Regions from separate parts of the Homo sapiens genome. Here region 1 is linked to region 2. A link is a loop called in an ENCODE intact Hi-C map of the cell type or tissue named here. Cell type or tissue: mammary epithelial cell. All regions are shown on one strand. Each heading gives the region's core, and the rest is flanking DNA. Links, peaks and the distances in the headings are about the cores only.

Evidence for each region. A loop is a pair of places that touch in the nucleus more often than their neighbours do. Peaks named below come from ENCODE experiments on the same cell type or tissue, not always from the same donor. Only the 100,000 strongest peaks of a DNase experiment are listed, where the experiment ranks them.
Region 1: it touches region 2 in a loop (7-fold over the local background); 1 of 110 quality-filtered maps calls a loop at or near these places.

Annotation. Positions count from the first base shown.
Region 1 is chr3:106,764,469-106,767,401 of GRCh38, reverse strand. No RefSeq gene overlaps it. Among named protein-coding and RNA genes, the nearest start is that of LINC00882, 470 kb to the left of the region's middle. RefSeq lists an enhancer at 1,304-2,503. In mammary epithelial cell, for the core only: no CTCF peak of the experiment used is centred there; a DNase peak (open chromatin) is centred at 1,881; H3K27ac peaks cover 1,886 bases.
Region 2 is chr3:106,633,795-106,636,727 of GRCh38, reverse strand. No RefSeq gene overlaps it. Among named protein-coding and RNA genes, the nearest start is that of LINC00882, 610 kb to the left of the region's middle. In mammary epithelial cell, for the core only: no CTCF peak of the experiment used is centred there; a DNase peak (open chromatin) is centred at 1,287; H3K27ac peaks cover 1,605 bases.

The DNA of each region.
Region 1 (2,933 bases), core at 338-2,837, 130 kb before region 2:
ATCTAGAAGAACCTGTTTGGTTGCTTCTTCCAACTCCTAGAGGCTGCACACACTCCTTGGCTGATGGCCCCTTCCTCCAAATTCAAAGCCAGCAATGTCACATCCCTCCAAGTCTGCTTTCATCATCACATCTCTTTCTCTTACCACAGCCAGGGAAAGACTGTTTTTAAAGACTCATGTGATTAAGTTGATTGATAGCCACAATATAATCTGTGTGCCACCCACAGGATAATATCTCCATCTGAAAGTCCTTGACCCTAATTACATCTGCAAAATCCAATTTGCCATATAAGATAACATAGTCAGAGGTGTAAGCGATTAGTGTGTGGACATCTTTCAAGGAAGGATATTATTCGGCCAACCACAGTGATAAAGATGCATCAATAATTTCATCAGTATGAAGCTTCACAAAATAGGGCCAGACAGGGTGGCTGATGTCTGTAATTCCAGCACTTTGGGAGGCCGAGGTGGGTGGATCACCCGAGATCAGGAGTTCCAGACCAGTGTGGCCAACATGGTGAAATCCCATCTCTACTAAAAATACAAAAATTAGCCAGGCATGGTGGTGCATGCCTGTAATCCCAGCTACTTGGGAAGCTTGAGGCAGGAGAATCACTTGAACACGGGAGGCTGAGGTTGCAGTGAGCTGAAATTGTGCCACTGCACTCCAACCTGGGCTACATGAACAAAACTCTATCTCAAAAAAAAAAAAAAAAAAAGTTTTACAAAATAAAGAGGATACTAGATTTTGAGAAGGATTTTTTTTTCTCTTCTGATGATTTCCTAGTGTTTTTTATGCTACCCTCACCTCTTCCTGGCAAATATTGGGAAGAGTAATTATGACAATCCAAACCTGTTTACAATAGTGACCAACAGAATGATCTCTCATTTTTTTTTCCCTGGACAAGTTTCCTTAAGGAAACAAAGTCTAAGAGAAGAACCAGTGAAATAATATGCAATTAGAGTATTTAATTCAATGTACTGATCATGACTAAATCAATGGCATCAATTATAAGCACACTCAGTATCTGGAATCTCATCGGCATGTACACTTAATTAAGCTCTTTTATATTATACCATAAATCTTATTTTTGATCTCATATTTAAATGGTCTCACTTTTAATCTGATTCAGAAAGCCCCTGAAGACTTCTGAGTTTTTCCTCCAATAAGAGCCTGGTTTAACCAGGTTCTATCATTAAGGGTTAGTCAATTTGCCTGAGAGTTTCCCTCATTATAAATCACTGCCATGAAATGAAGAACCTACTACCAAGTTTACTAGGAGAGGTGAATGTGCAGCTCACTCTTAAAACTTTAGTTCTATTTGGTCAGATTCCATTTCATTTTGTAGAAGCAAAAATGTAAATTATTTTGTAGCTCTCCTGCCTCTTTCTCCTTATTTGCTCTGTTTTTCCTCAAGGACTTTTTAACCTGCATATACTTTCCTAAATTTCTTAACTTGACTCATTTAACTCCTATAATTTGATTCTCTTCATTCAGTTGAACAGATCTCATCCAATCAATTCTACTATACACCTATTCCTGAAGGAGTTTCTGAAATAATTGTTGTTTTTCTTGCCCTAAATTTTTTTTTGCCTACAATGAACTAATTGCCATACATATTATGGACTTATCAGAAATCGAAAGACTCCATTATGCAATAGTTTTGATAATTGTTTTTGAAAATTATCATCATGCCAAGCGTCAGGTTCCAGTCCAAGCTAAGGTCTGAGGGGAGTGAGTGGGTGAGTGGTGAGTAACTGTAAAAACACTTGAGGAATCGTAGGCAGTTTTGACATGGCTTATTCTCTCTCTGGGTGCAAGCCTGGGTGTGAGCCATAGGTACAGTGGCAGCAGGGTAATTATACCTTTTGCAGACAATAGTGGCTCTGAGCCGAGTATGAGCTTGCGTGAGTGGTTTCCTAATGTGCCTTACATGGAGTGATTACATAATATGTGGGGGTGGTGTGCCTGCGCTCCAAACCCACTGAGTCACACTTCACCAAAAGGCCACCTCAGTCTACTCCTGACTAAAGCGCAGCCATTTCCGTTACAAGTATATTCTGTCAAAATATTACTATAGTTTGCTCCCTTACTATACCTTAATCAAGCCATAAATTAACCATTATGTCATTTCTTTAATTTTGATTAAGGTAATCTTGTTAATCATGGAAAGGCTTTTTGTTTCTTTCAAAATCAAAGCTACCCATTACAAACATTCTTTCGCATTTTTTTCTTTTGTTTTGCAAATAGTGTATTTTTTGCAAGCAGTTTGTGTGTGTATGTATACATGAAAAATCTTATCATTTTGTAGGTAATAATCTCCCTTGGCAATCTAGGTGTGTTAATCATCATCTAGGAGTGCTAGTGATCATTATTTTTCTTAAATTTCTTCATAACTTTTCAGTTACAGTTTTCAGAGATGCTTCTGCAGCTTAGCTTATAACTATACCAGAAGCAATGTCTTTTAGGCCTGTATTTGGATATTTTATAACTTTGTGGTATTTGTATTTTCACTGCTGCTATTATTTTTCACCATGATGTAAACACCTGGAAAAAGCAACCTTGAATAAATTGTTTAGATGATGTGCTAAATCCTCAAGAAATTAAAATACTGTTTTCTCAATGGTATACTCAATGAGAGTTTAAAATGCAGGTGCTTGAAGAAATGTTAAGGTACAACTAATCATAATCTCAGACATTTATTTTATGTCATTTCATTTTGAGACAGGATCCTCACTCTGTCACCCAGGCTGGAGTACAGTGGTGTCATCTCAGCTCACTGCAGCCTCAACCTCCCAGGCTCAAATGACTCTTCCACTTCAGCCTCCTAAGTAGTTGGGAGTACAGGTGCACCTCACCACGCTCAGCTAACTTTGGTATTTTTTGAAGAGATGGGGTTTTGTCATGTTGCCCAACCTGGTCTTGAACTCCT
Region 2 (2,933 bases), core at 256-2,755:
AACACTTCCAACACCTTGATATCAAACTCAGCCTCCAGAATTGAGAGAAGATAAATTTCTGTTGTTTAAACCACCCAGTCTGTGGTATTTGTTACAGTAGTCCCCGCAAACTAATACAGATGTTTCTCAACTGATGATAAGGTTATGTTCCAATGAACCTGTTTTAAATTGAAAATATTGTAAGTCAAAAATGCATTTAATACACCTAATCTACTGAACATCATAGCTTTGCCTAGCTTACCTTAAACATGCTCAGAACACTTATATTAGCCTACAATTTGGCAAAATCATAAAACACAAAGCTTATTTTATAATAAAGTGTTGAATACCTCGTGTAACTTACTAAATACTGTACTGGAAGTGAAAAACAGAATGGTTGTATGGATACTTGAAGTATGGCTTTTACTGAATGCATACAGTTTTTGCAGCACTGTAAAATTGAAAAATTATGAATTGAACCATTCAAAGTTCAGGACTGTCTATCTATACTTACACTAGAGGAATTTCTTCTCCCTGAACTAATTCCTATACTATTGCTCTTGATTCCATTTGTTCTTCCCTCTAGGTATAATCTTTCTCTTTTGTATTTTCTACTTTCTGTTTTCTATTTATTTTCTCTCTTCTAACTATACGTACATTCATGCATGCAGTATTCTCTCCTTATCCACGGGATATATTCTGCAAGGCCCCCAGTGGTTGCCTGAAATATCAGATAGTACTGAGCCAGATTGTATCAATTACAACACGTTTCTGTTCATGCCTTCTATCCCAAAATTTAAGGCCTTTTCCATCTTAACTAAGCACTTATCACTCACTGTGCCTGTAACTTTTACAGTTCAAATGAATTTCTTTTTCATTCTTGACAATTTCAAGAATATGAGATTTGTTTTTAACCATAGATCTTAGCAACTTCAGCAAACATTTTTTCCTTTCCTTATTTAGTCAAGAATTTTTACCTTTTCACTTAAAGGAATCACTTTTTGGCTACATTTGAGCATATCCAAATACTCAGCATGAATACTATTGTACTTTGTGCCATTATTAAATAAAATAAGGGTTTCTGGAACACAAGCACTGCAATAGTGTGACAGTTGATCTGATTCCCTAGACAACTCTTAAGTGACAAATGGACAGGAGTGTGTACAGCGTGAGTATACTGGCAAAGGGAGGATTCATGCCCCAAGGGAGCAGAATGGGATGGCAAGAGATTTCATCATGCTACTCAAAAACCACACACTTTAAAACTTACGAATCTTTACTCTGGAATTTTGCATTTAATATTTTCAGACTGAGGTTGACTGTGAGGTAACTGAAACCACAGAAAGCAAAACTGCCAACAAGGGGGGACAATGCTACGTGTGTGCAGATTATACATATACTCATAGTCTTGGCCATGTGAGAGAAAGAAACCACTATTACACATGCAAAAAACTCCCAACATATTCAGCTTCATACTTTCTTCTATTTTGTCCATTTTGATACTTTTGTTCAATTAATTGATTAAAATAGTGGTCTGTACTTCCTCATCTACTTCCTAATATTTCATTTGCATTTCAATCTAACTCAGTCTGGATTATGTCTTCCTCACTACAACATTGTCTTTGCCCTCTCCATTTTACCAATGAAGAAAGGAACTCTGAGAGGTTGTGTAACTTGCCCAGAGTCACATAGCTGCAAATAACCATGTCAAGTTTTAAACACATAAAAGTTTGTAGTTTTAAACCTAATAAAATTCCAAAGACTTTCCTCTTAAAACATAGTTTTAAAGCATGATAACGCTTATGCGTCAAGAAACCTTCAGCTCAAAGCCATCTGCAGGAAGCAATAGCAGTCATCATGGTACAAGGTGGGTCTAATTCAGGACTGAGAAACAGGAGCCAGCTTAAACTCTGGCCTGTAGTCCTCGTGAATATGGGAAAGTCCAATTCTGTGAATATGGAGAGTATTTGATGCCATCTTTATAATGTACCACTTGGCTAACTTGCCACTCACATTAGCTTTGAGATTAAAAAATGCTAGGGCATTAGAATATAAAGCTGGAAAGATTTAAGAATAAGAAATATTTTATCCAAAGGAAAAAAAAATGTCTGGATTGAAGGTCATGAAGAATTGTAAAATAAGTAGTGTTTTACAAGGCTTCCATGAAGGTAATCCTGTCATTTCAAATTAAATGAGAGGGAAAATGCTGTAAAGTTATTGTGAGAAATTATTGTATAAAGTTGGAACTAATTTTAAAAACAATAGATAACATTCATTGAATGCTCATGATGTACCAGGTTATGTGCTTGTGCATTACCTATGTTGTGTTTAGCCCTTATGACGAACCTATGAAGTAGATAACATGCCTAGGTGATTTTTATCTGTAAGTTCTATTTTAACAATAAATAAATCAAGGAACAGTACTTAAAAAGTCATTAGTACAAAGTACATTTAAAGTCAAAGTACATTTAAAAAGTCATTAGTAAATACTAAAATTAGTCAAGCATAACTATTCACAATAGCAAAAATAGAGTATCAAACTAGTGTTCATCAACAGGATCAGATAAAGAAAATGTGATATATATATAGGAAGTATCTCAAGAGATATATATATAGGAAAAATATATATCTTAAGATATATATATAGGAAGATATATATATATCTTAAGATATATATAGGAAGATATATATATATATCTTAAGATATATATATAGGAAGATATATATATATCTTAAGATATATATAGGAAGATATATATATATCTTAAGATATATATATAGGAAGATATATATATATCTTAAGATACATATATAGGAAGATATATATATATCTTAAGATATATATATAGGAAGATATATATATATCTTAAGATATATATATAGGAAGATATATATATATATCTTAAGATATATATATAGGAAGATATATATATATCTTAAGATATATATATAGG